Linked DNA regions of Homo sapiens: regions 1 and 3 are each linked to region 2. A link is a contact called in ENCODE Hi-C or POLR2A ChIA-PET data. All regions are on one chromosome and are shown on one strand. Each heading gives the region's core, a stretch centred on a gene start or an enhancer-like site at or near the end of the contact. The rest is flanking DNA. Distances are from core to core; before and after follow the strand shown. Region 1 holds the start of RFX3 (regulatory factor X3). Region 2 has its middle 64 kb from the start of RFX3-DT. Region 3 overlaps GLIS3 (GLIS family zinc finger 3).

Region 1 (3,441 bases), core at 255-2,754, 210 kb after region 2:
AAAACACTTAGCACCAGTTCTGGGACACAGAATGAGCTCAGTATTATTTTAGCGCTGGTGAACGCATGCCGGCCCAAATCCCTTACTTGCAGGTGCAAAAATTAAGCCTCAAGAGGAGAACTGACTTCCTAAGGCTCTACTTCTACTATGTCATTGTCCTGGTTAAGCAGCTTAGCGGCAAATGTTGGGAGATTTTGGGTATTGGCAGGGCCTGGGGGCATGTGCCTGCTGGACTCGAGTCTGCAGAGAATTGGAGGAGTCTGTTTGAACCATGAGGCATTACAGGCTGTGCCTTATCAACGGGTGTTTGAGATGGCAGGTTGTGTTAACAACATTCAACACAGACGGAAGCCATTCGTCTATCTCAATACAGCCACAAACAGCAAGACCCTCAGCTACAGTAGGCTGAGTAACGGGGGATGAGAGCACGGCAGGTAACAGGATCCGGGCTTGAGCTCAACTCCCAGTTCGGTCTTTAAAGAGGGGTGAGCACTTAAGGGCTGAAACTAACAGAACTAGAAACTAACAGGATGGTATCGCAGGCAGGTGTAAGCTACCCCGCCCCTCTACGCCTTCCGTCGAGGGGAACCGCCAAATGCGCTTTCTCAGCCTCCGGGCAGGGCAATTTCTTGCTCTCTACAGGCACTTACTCCCATCCCTTGTAGATAGGGAGTGATGACCTCGCTTTTTCGTTATGGAGTGAGGGCCGGACACGCTTGGACCTCACCTCTCCGCGCCACGCTGCGGCGGCACCGCGGGAGGCCGACTCGCGCCCACGCACACCCCACGCTCGCCTTCTCTAAGATGGCGGCAGAGGCAGCTCGCTCACGCCCCGCCGCCCGCGCTCCTCCACAAGTCGTGCCCTCAGGAGGCGGGAGCGGGTGAGAGCGCGGAAAGCAGGAGGGCGAGAGTGACGCGGACCCTCCAGTCTAGCGCAGGCCGCGGAGCCCTGAAGCGTCCAGGAAAAGGAAAAGCCAGGAGGCTGACGCTACCAGGAACACCGCCGGCGCCTCAGAAACTAAAAAGCGGCGGCACATCCGGGCCCCTCTGCCCGCCCCGCCCCGGAAGTAACGTATCGGGCAGGGCGGGGGCCGCTCTTCAAAGTGGATTCTTCCCTCGCCATAGCTCGTTTCTTCACAAAGTGCCTGGAATCACCCTCGCCACCCCCTCCCCCGGGTTAGCCGTTACTCTCTCGTGGCTCCGGGACGTCTCTGTACAAAGCTGGCTGCTGGGACAGGCAGCCCTCGTTTCACAGATAGTACCCCTCGCACCACGACTCCTGGGCCTCGCCAGCGCGTGTAGTAACGTCCCTCCGAGAGGACTCTTGGTGACCTCAGCCCCAGCCAAGCATAGGCGCACCTCTTCGGAGTCCTGCGGTGGAATCCCGGCCTCGTGCCCCGTCACCCCGCCGCCCCGCCACCCCACCCGGGTTTGGGGGCCGTCAGTCACAGCGCTGCGCCCTCCCCTTCCGGCGGCTTGGCCGGGCCCGCCTCCTCCCCTCTTCCCTCCCCCACCCCTCCCCGTGCGAGTGTCTCCCTCTCCCTCTCGCTCTCTCTCTCTCTCCCTCTCTCTCTCTCTTTTGTGAGTTATAGCAACCGTTGCCTTGTGAATCAAGCGCCATAGTCACCGTAGTCCTGGCGACTGTTACCCATCAACAACAACTACTCCTCTCCTCCTCCTCCTCCTCTTCCTCCTCCTCCTCCCCACCACCACCATCTCCATCACCCACCAACAACACCACAATAATCCACAGCCAAGGTGAATATTCTTCGGTCTCTACATGTGTGTGGGAGCGTGTGGCTGCGTGTGAACGCGTGTGTCCGTGCGTGTGTGTGTTCGTGTGTGCGAGCCGAGTGTGGCTGTGCTGGGGTCTCACTCCTGACACGGGGGCTGCCGCTGCGGCGCCGCCGCCGAGGGGCTCTGTTCCCCGGGCTTGTTTACAATGGACCCTGCGCGCCGCGGCTGGGTCGGGGGTGTGGGCGCCGCGCCGCCCGCCGGCCCCGGCCCTGCGCCGGCCGCACTTCAGGGATGGAGCGGGAGCTTGGGGGGCTGCGAGCCGAGCGGGAGAGGGAGCCACAGTTTTCCGATGCGGATGCTGGATCTTTCCCTTAGGTCTGGTCTGAGGAGGAGGGTCAGGTGAAGAGATAAGAATTTGTTCTTTCTTTAATTTTCTTCTTTTCCAACGCTGCTGTTTCCTGCTTCTTTCAAAGCCGAAATAGACAACAGTGTGCAAGGGGGGGACCCAAGAGGTGGTGTTTTGTTGTTGTTGTTGTTCACTTGTGGGGCCTTGTTATGGGTTTTGTTATTTTTAATCCTCATACGTTGGTGAACTTTTCCCACCGCCCATTCCCTTCATTTTTGCCCCTCTTTGCCTGGTGCTGAATGGGCTGCTCTTCTTTCACCATCATCAGCTTCATGGTTTTCTTTTTTCTTTTTAAAACTGTATTTTCTTTGTGCGGCAAACAGTCTTAACATCCATTCAGCACTCTTCCCTCCCCCTCTTTCTCCCCCCCCCCACACACCCCTTGCACACATATTGAAACCTGGGGCCTGTTCGTTGGGCCCTCTTTGCTGTACTGGGAAAGATGTTTTTCTTTTTTAAAGTCTGTCTCCTCTCTCTTCTTTGGTGTGTGTGTGTGTGTGTGTGTGTGTGTGTGTGTGTGTGTGTGTGTGTGTGCTTGTGATTTAAACCGGATGCAGGGCATCTGTGATACTTGGGTTAGTAGTTATTGACAGTGCTTTATCCTTCATGTGGAGGTGGGAGGGGGAGTAGTGAGGTTCCGTTTCACTTTGATGATCCTCCTTCCCCGCAGTAGAGTGTTAACAATTTTCATTGTGATTATGAGACTTTGTGATGAACAGGGAAGGGACACAAGGAAGCTTTGTGAGAACTCAGTTCACAGTGTTATTTGTGACAGTTATGGTACTTTAAGAGTTTTTTTTTTTTTAATCTCCTCATTTTCCTTTGAGAGTTGAAATTCAAGTCAAGTTCATAAAGAATGTATGAAGGTTCTCAACTTGAAACGTGTGTATATTTCACTTTCTTTCTGGTTAAGATCTAGGCATGTGTGTACTTAACATATTCTTTTTATTTACTTTTTGATTTTCTTTGGACAGTGACTTGAACCTGCTCAGGAGAGAGAACTTTTTCCTTTTTAAGTATTTCTTTTAAAAATTATTTTTCTCTGTAGATTTGAATACTTATTAGTCCTTATATAGTAGGTTCTTGGTTAACGTTAACCCAGTTTTACAGATCCCCTAAATTTGTTCATTTTTTTCAGCTTAACTTTTAGTTAATAGATTTATCAGTAGAGTTTTGATAATGAATGTGTGCTAAAACAAATATAATGTACTATTGTAGTTGCACATATTGAAGTTTTAAATTTACAGTTTTAAAATGCTTATTCAAATAGTCTTCTTTCTAACAGCAAACATATATTG
Region 2 (3,903 bases), core at 476-2,975:
GAGAGCTGATTGGTCCGTTTTGACAGGGTGCTGACTGGTGCATTTACAATCCCCGAGCTAGACACAAAGTTTGCCACCTCCCCACCAGAGTAGCTAGATACAGTGTCCACTGGTGCATTCACAACCCCTGAGCTAGACACGGGGTGCCGATTGGTGTGTTTGCAAACCTTGAGCTAGATACAGAGTGCCGATTGGTGTATTTACAATCCTTTAGCTAGACATAAAGGTTCTCCAAGTCCCCACCAGACTCAGGAGCCCAGCTGGCTTCACCCAGTGGATCCCGCACTCAGCCGCAGGTGGAGCTGCCTGCCAGTCCCGCGCCGTGTGCCCGCGCTCCTCAGCCCTTGGGCGGTCGATGGGACTGGGCGCCGTGGAGTAGGGGGCGGCGCTCGTCGGGGAGACTCCGGCCGCACAGGAGCCCACGGAGTGGGGGGAGGCTCAGGCATGGCGGGCTGCAGGTCCCGAGCCCTGCCCCGCAGGGAAGCAGCTAAGGCCGGGCGAGAAATTGAGCACAGCAGCTGCTGGCCCAGGTGCTAAGCCCCTCACTGCCCGGGGATTGCCGGCTGGTCGGCTGCTCCGAGTGCGGGCCCGCTGAGCCCACGCCCACCCGGAACTCGCGCTGGCCCGCAAGCGCCGCGCGCAGCCCCGGTTCCGGCCTGCGCGTCTCCCTCCACACCTCCCTGCAAGCTGAGGGAGCAGGCTCCGGCCTTGGCCAGCCCAGAAAGGGGCTCCGTCAGTGCAGCGGCGGGCTGGAGGGCTCCTCGAGCGGGGCCAGAGTGGGCGCCAAGGCCGAGGAGGCGCCGAAAGCGAGCGAGGGCTGCGAGGGCTGTCAGCAGGTTGTCACCTCTCAATACCACTGATTCATAAATAGAAGCTATGTTCCCCTGGGAAGAAGCTATAAGCTGAATCCACTCCTCGTTGTGGCTGAAATATGTCTCACTTTTGAGCTTTCAAAGGATGCAATCTGGTTTATTCAGAGGATAGAGGTAAGAAAGTATCAAACTACTTGCAATAGCTATGTACTAAAGGTATTTAAGGGTGCTTCACAGAAAACTGAGATAGGAACTGCGGGCTGCACAAAAGGTGGTATTCAATCCAGACATCAGGTTCACCAAGACCCATGAGATCCTACCCGTGCCAGAAACAAAATCTTCATTGAAAACTTTCATTATTTACTTGCTCAACAGGGACTAAAAAGTCCCAGCCTAGTGTTAACTGGTTCATCTGGTGACCTGATCTGGCCCTCTGTGACCCGTTACTAAGTGAAATCTAACAGAAGTGAACCGTGACCCATTTGTTTTCCAAGCATGCAATTTGGTTCATGAATCTAGAAAACAATAGTGTGAAAAGCCTTTCACTTTCTAACTTTGGAAAATGATTATTTTTTAAAAACCTAATTAGATACCATGTTTCCTCTCTCTCTTTTTTTTTAAATAAGTTAGTTTAGTTAGAAAAGGCATTTCTGTGATGCATCTAATGGACTTGCTTGCTGCAGTGTGCTGGTAGAAATCTATAAAGAGTAAGTGCTGGGGGTGGGCCTGGAGTGGTGGGGAGAAGGAAAGCAAGCCACATCTCCTGATGCACAATTCTAAAGAATCCAGTGGTTCTTGAGTGTATATAGAGAGTACATATGAGTCAACAAGTAGACAAAGAAAATCCAGACCTTTGATGACCCCTGGTGAATAAACTAAGCACTGCATTGAAATGCAGCTAGAGCCACAGACTTCCGTGCAGGCAAGCCTCTGGAATGGCTCCTCTCTCGAGTAAGGCAAAAGGTTTTTTCTCCCCCAAATGCCTGTTTCATTTGTATTACAGACATACCTTACATACTTGAGGCATCGTTATCCTTCTGAACAATTCTCATGTTGGTGATCTCTGTTGGTAGAGACTAAGAAATGTGTATCCAACACTACTTTCTATTTGTGCTGTGACCTCTTAGACCCGAACAGTGTTATTCATGGAACACTGAAGAATTCAGTGACCTCCATAAAGCAAGATCTGTAACTATCTTTCAGATTAGGTATCTATTTATTATTTTTATGGAATAATTATAAAGAATAAATCAACCATCTTACATCACTCAAATTTAAGATCAGAGTTTAAAGATAATCACTTGTCTATAACTGCTGAGTACCGGGTAAAATACTCTTCTAGGCAGCAAAAGTCTGCATTTTTGTAAACAGCTGTGTGTGACCAGCATGTGGTACATGCGAGCCAGAAAGCAGGCTGTATTTTGTCAGCTTGTAGAAGAGAAGGGAAATTTGCCATTGTAAAAGAAGGAAGCAGAGAGGGGAGGTGCAGAGACTGAAATATTTTTATTGTACACCCCAGGCGTCCAATTATAAAAGAAATGTCAAATCCCTATTTGTAATAATCCAGAATGGAACCTACCTGGTAAAGTTATATAGAGTGGAATACAAAACAGTTTATACTGTTAATACAGTTTAGCTTATCAGTTATTTGCGTACCATAACTATTGGCTTTTAAGTTTTTGTTGCCTGAACAGGAAATATTTTTTATATCTCTCAGATTGGTGTACGCAGGGTGCTGAATTGCTGAGTTTATTCCTGCTCCCTTCACCCTTTTTAATCACCACAGACTAAGGAGTGCCTTTTTTCTCTGCTATGGTTTGAATGTTCCCTCCAAAACCCATGCTGACATTTAATTTCCAATAAAATGGTATTGGGGAGTGGGGCCTTTGAGAAGTGATGAGGTCATGAGGGCTCTGCCTGGTGAATGGATTAATGCTGTTACAGGAGTGGATTAGTTATCTCAGAAGTGGGGTCCTGATCAAAGGGTAAGTTTGGCCCCCATTTTCTCTCCACCTCATGCACTTGCTCACCACATAATGCCTTCTGCCACGGATGATGCATGGGAAGGCCCTCACCAGATGCTGGGGCCATGCTATTGGACTTCCTAGCCTCCAGAGCTGTGAGCCAAATCAACTTCTTTTTTAAAATGAATTACCCAGCCTGTGATATTCTGTTAAAACAGCAGAAAATGGACTAATAAAATCTCTTTAAAAATGAACTAAATTAAATTTTTAAAGAAATACAAAGCATTACGTATTCCAAATATGTGCTTCAGCTTCATGGGTAGGCATCTCAGTCTCTCCACTGGGATTACAGGGGCTCAAGTAAACATAAGTCATCACTTTCTTATGTGGCCTTCAGCATAGTCCTTCTGGATGAGGAGGTTGGCATTCAGGAAATTTAATCAAAAGCCAGAGGTCTAAAATTTCAAAGGTGGAAAGTATCTTAGAAGTTGTTTAGTTTAATTCCTCCACTTAGTTTGAACATGAGAAAACTGAAACCTAGAATTGGGTGATGTTTCTAATACAGCACAACTAAACACAGATCTGTTTCTTCCCAGTCTAGCTGTCTGTCCTTTCCATCACTCTGCCTTCTTTGGGGCATGTTGAACATTCTGTGCCTTTATAGAGGACAGCCATGTCACCCTTGGGAGTATCGAGTAAATTGTTAAATTAGGAAATGAAGTGAAGAGGGGATATAATGAAACGTTAATAAGAATTTAAGAAACAACTCAATTTGGAGGAACATTTATACAATTTTCAGTTTCTTTTTCAAATTAGAAAAAGTAGTTTTGATTCTAACCACAAAGTCCATTTGTGTTTATTACTTCATTGCATGTTTTAATGACAAGTTATAGCATTATATATAGCACATTATAATGTGAAAGGTATGTCATGATACTATTATTGGTGTGATTAGGTATGTGTCCCACCATGTGGCTGAAGGACAAACAAATTACTAAGAATTTATGCACTGTGTGTCTCATTGTTACAAGTATTTTCTGAGACTTTTAACCCGGATATGACACATTTTGAAATCTTTATCTCATGTTTGAAGTTCGCTCATCTTTCATTTCTATATGAAGTACATA
Region 3 (3,493 bases), core at 983-3,482, 200 kb before region 2:
AACCTCATTAATCTTATTCTAAAGTAGTTCTCCGCTCTCATCCTGGTGCTGAAACAATGCAGCTTTCTCTCAGATCAAGATCTGAGGTGACTGTGGAACAGAGTGGATATGGGGCCTGCTCAGGTTTGGGTATGTGCCCCGGGAGCTGGCCCCAAAATGGAATCCACCCTACAAAAGAGCCTTGCTAAGAACCAGGCTACAGTCTTGGCGTGTCTAAAACCACAAGCTCACTTCAGACCTAAGTGTGGTCCACCAGGTGATTCCAAGTCAAATAAACTGAGCTCCAAGAGTTTTCTCTGAGTCGTCATTCAAAGAGAACCCTAAAAACAGAGGTTTGGTCAGCAGAGGCCTCTTAGCAATGAGTTGGGGTTTAATGTTGAGCCCCTTTATTCTTAAATTTGAGAGTCACTTGAAAAGCTGCAGAAATGAGCCCCTTAACTCCTCTCTCCCTCTAGTGACGTTTCCTTTCACTCTGCTGAAAAAGTAGTTGGCTTCGTCAGCATTCATCTTCTGCTCAGGCTAAATTTATTTTTATGTGAAATAGAAATCAGGAAAACACCAAAATTATTTTAAGCAAAATATCAAAATTGAAATAAACCAACATATGTCTGTGAAACATGTATAACTCTCAATCAAAAATAAGTGCAACTTTCATAAATTTCTTAAAATACTCCAGCATGCAAAATCTGGACAACTTAAATAGATGGAGTGATGACATGTTTAATTATTTTTTTTTACTTAGTTCGTCCCTTATTTAAAGATGAAAATTCCAATAACCAAAACCTGGCCAGCTCTAGATCATTCTGTTGTGAACAATGTCCTCTACCATCTATTATAGTAAGTAAGAGAACCAAAGAGTTTTATACAATTTCTTGCAGCAAGGTTAAGTTATACCTGCTAATTTTGAATGGGAACCATCTGGAACTTACCTTCCTTCCTTACCCACCCTCACCCCCCTGCATTCCTCTATAAGAAGTGAGGCTTCTTAATTGCTTTAAATGTATTATGCTTTTTTTCCAGTAGGTGTTCCGTATTTCTCAGTTTCCCTTCCAGTGAGAACTCAAATGGGATTAAAACTGTCTAAGTAACATAACTATTCTGGGGGTTAGCACCAAAGAGAGAGTTAAAAGATAAATCCCCATCTCACCTTTATGCTTCATTTCTAGGCTTTCTCTAACACATTTTCTTTATTAGATTGTTACTTCAAGGATTGGAATCACTTTGACCCTATTAATAGTAGCTGATATTTTGCCCTCAGAAGACATTGAGTAAATGTTACTGTCAATAAATATTATTGACAAACCAGTGACACATTTATTGAAATCTTAAGCCTTTTATCTTCTTTTCCTCATGAATTAGATAATGAAATGTCTAAAAAGTAAAAAAAGATTAAAGTATTACGGTACTTTTTTGGAAAATGATTTCACACTAAATGAATTGTCTTTTAGCTTCCTTTGTAAGAGCCTGTTAAAAACTTTATCTCATTAGCCTTGGCATTACCATATACATTAACATGGTCACTCTTTTGAGGGTTGGAAAAAACTTACAAATATAGTTAAGGAAATTTATGATCATATTGATCTAGTGGACACATGTCTTTTTCATCCTGGACTCTCAAATCTTCAATTCTCCTTTTTCTCATATATCACTCTGACTTTTTTTTTCTTATTAGTTTATTAGTTGTCAGAAAGTTTCTTCCTTTCCAGTTCCTTCAATTTAGACCAATTTGGAAATGGAAAAGTGTGTTAATTTTTAATAAATCTTTAAGACACACATTACTGTATTTTTATTAACAGAGCCAGATGGCTCACGGTGAATTTTCTCTGACATAAGTAAATCACAGAAATCAGTTTGGGACCCAAATCTGATACAGAAAGTGGCATGTATATTCAGTGGAAAAATGCAGTTCACATAAATATTCGGATATTTTTAGGAGCAATATTTATTACTGTTTGGATTTGATTTTATTTTATCATTTTCGGCAAAGTACCAACTAAGAACATTTTTTTTTTAGCTGTCCCCCAGACTCAAACATTCAAGGTCCTTCTCAACCACCAAAAATTGTTTTCTTTTTGCAGTTTGAAGGTTGCGAGAAGGCCTTTTCAAGGCTTGAAAATCTCAAGATCCACTTGCGGAGCCACACAGGCGAGAAGCCGTATTTGTGCCAGCATCCGGGTTGTCAGAAGGCCTTCAGTAACTCCAGTGACCGCGCCAAACACCAGCGGACGCATCTGGACACCGTAAGAATGGCAGGAGCTTTCCAGTTTCCAACCCAGCGCCTGGTGTGAGGAAGTGCCTGCTTGATAGTGGGCTGGTGAAGTGTTTGCTTTATGGTCTGCAGGTTACAGGGACAATGCCAAGGGCAGCAGTGGAGCCTGGTAAAAGGCCAGATGGGGCCCTATTTATTTGGCTGTTTCATTTTTCTGTAGCAGCAGTTTATTCTAAATATTACAACCTCCTGGGACAGAAGGGTTACTTGGTCACCGCTGTGTACAAAGCAAAAGCAGTTTAGGGGCTGTCATGTAGTAGATTTTAGTACAGAGAGTGATCAGGAGAGACTGGCATTAAAAACAGTATTGAGATATCAAGTCGGTACTGTGTGCTATTGCTAGGAATATGAAGCAGTTTTTGTTTGTTTTTCTTTGTTTTTTTTTTCTACCCTGGTTCTTTCCCTCTTGACATAGAACTTTGCAGCTAGAATGATTTTCAAGAGTGAATTTGGCCCTTTGCTTTAGAAACCACCTGGTATTTTCACCTTCAGCTGATCTAAGAAGAAACAGTAAATCTTTCCCAAGAGTTCACTTTCCTCATGCTTCCTATCTGTTAGCAGCCACATATTCTTTGACATCAACCCTATGAGAACAATTGATTTTCATTATTACACCCTTAAGTCCCTTAATGCTACAACATTTTGCTCATTCCCAAATGCCTTTTCTATGATTCTTGTCTTTTATTTTCTCAATTATGTTGATAGCCCTCCTTTGCATTTCCCAGGTTTTGATGCCATTTTCGTTACACTAGGCCAGGTAGACTCTATGTAATTTCACTGCGCTTAACAAAGCCATCAGGATAAGTGTATTATACACATCACAGATCTCTTATCCCACATTCTTGCAAATAATGTATTCATGACAGTACTTTTTCGGTGTTAACATTCTGATGTCTATTATTAAACTACACCAGAGTTTGAATTTTGAAAAGATACTGTTATTTCTACACACCTTCTCATACATATTTAAGATTCTTCTGATGTTATAGTTGACATATTTATTAAATTTTATATTAGTCTCTATTAGTCATATTCATAGAAGTCATTTTAGCTATATGTCACATAACCTTTCTAAACAGAATTATCCCCTAATATGCATAAATGCGATGGTTTGCCTAGTAAATATCTCAAATATAATTAGAGCAACATGGGTGTAGGATGGACCCAGTTTCTACTCTACCTGAATTCAGTGATTTTAGGACCAATAAAATGGAACACTAAATG

The links. Hi-C counts contacts between places; a loop is a spot of excess contacts on that map. ChIA-PET counts read pairs that join two places held with the same protein, here RNA polymerase II (POLR2A). Pooled maps may share reads with other maps.
Region 1: a loop to region 2 is called in a map of GM12878, with 8 times the contacts of the local background. The contact joins the promoter of RFX3 here to the enhancer-like site in region 2. A Hi-C loop is called at or near these places in 4 of 168 maps with a recorded cell type or tissue (CD4-positive, alpha-beta memory T cell, GM12878, PC-3 and 1 more), 32 of 37 single-sample maps with no recorded cell type and 14 of 50 pooled maps. POLR2A ChIA-PET finds 5 or more read pairs at or near these places in 6 of 52 experiments (CD4-positive, alpha-beta memory T cell, GM12878, PC-3 and 3 more).
Region 3: a pooled map shows a loop between it and region 2 (3-fold over the local background). The contact joins two enhancer-like sites. A Hi-C loop is called at or near these places in 4 of 37 single-sample maps with no recorded cell type and 8 of 50 pooled maps.

What each region holds. Positions count from the first base shown.
Region 1 is chr9:3,524,064-3,527,504 of GRCh38, reverse strand. RFX3 (regulatory factor X3) reads left to right here and starts at 1,504. Exons shown (of 17, transcript NM_001282116.2): 1 at 1,504-1,758. LOC124902110 (a long non-coding RNA gene) reads right to left here and starts at 1,020. Exons shown (of 8, transcript XR_007061398.1): 1 at 728-1,020. RefSeq lists enhancers at 560-859, 1,120-1,169, 1,747-2,363 and silencers at 1,350-1,539, 1,970-2,059.
Region 2 is chr9:3,730,578-3,734,480 of GRCh38, reverse strand. No RefSeq gene overlaps it. Among named protein-coding and RNA genes, the nearest start is that of RFX3-DT, 64 kb to the right of the region's middle. Within about 2 kb of position 1,725, at least 8 of the 41 ENCODE cell types and tissues checked have a DNase peak (open chromatin) inside an H3K27ac peak, as active enhancers do; they include GM12878 and PC-3, where a contact is called at or near this core.
Region 3 is chr9:3,935,775-3,939,267 of GRCh38, reverse strand. GLIS3 (GLIS family zinc finger 3) reads left to right here. Exons shown (of 11, transcript NM_001042413.2): 5 at 2,079-2,240. Among named protein-coding and RNA genes, the nearest start is that of GLIS3-AS1, 39 kb to the right of the region's middle. Within about 2 kb of position 2,232, at least 7 of the 41 ENCODE cell types and tissues checked have a DNase peak (open chromatin) inside an H3K27ac peak, as active enhancers do.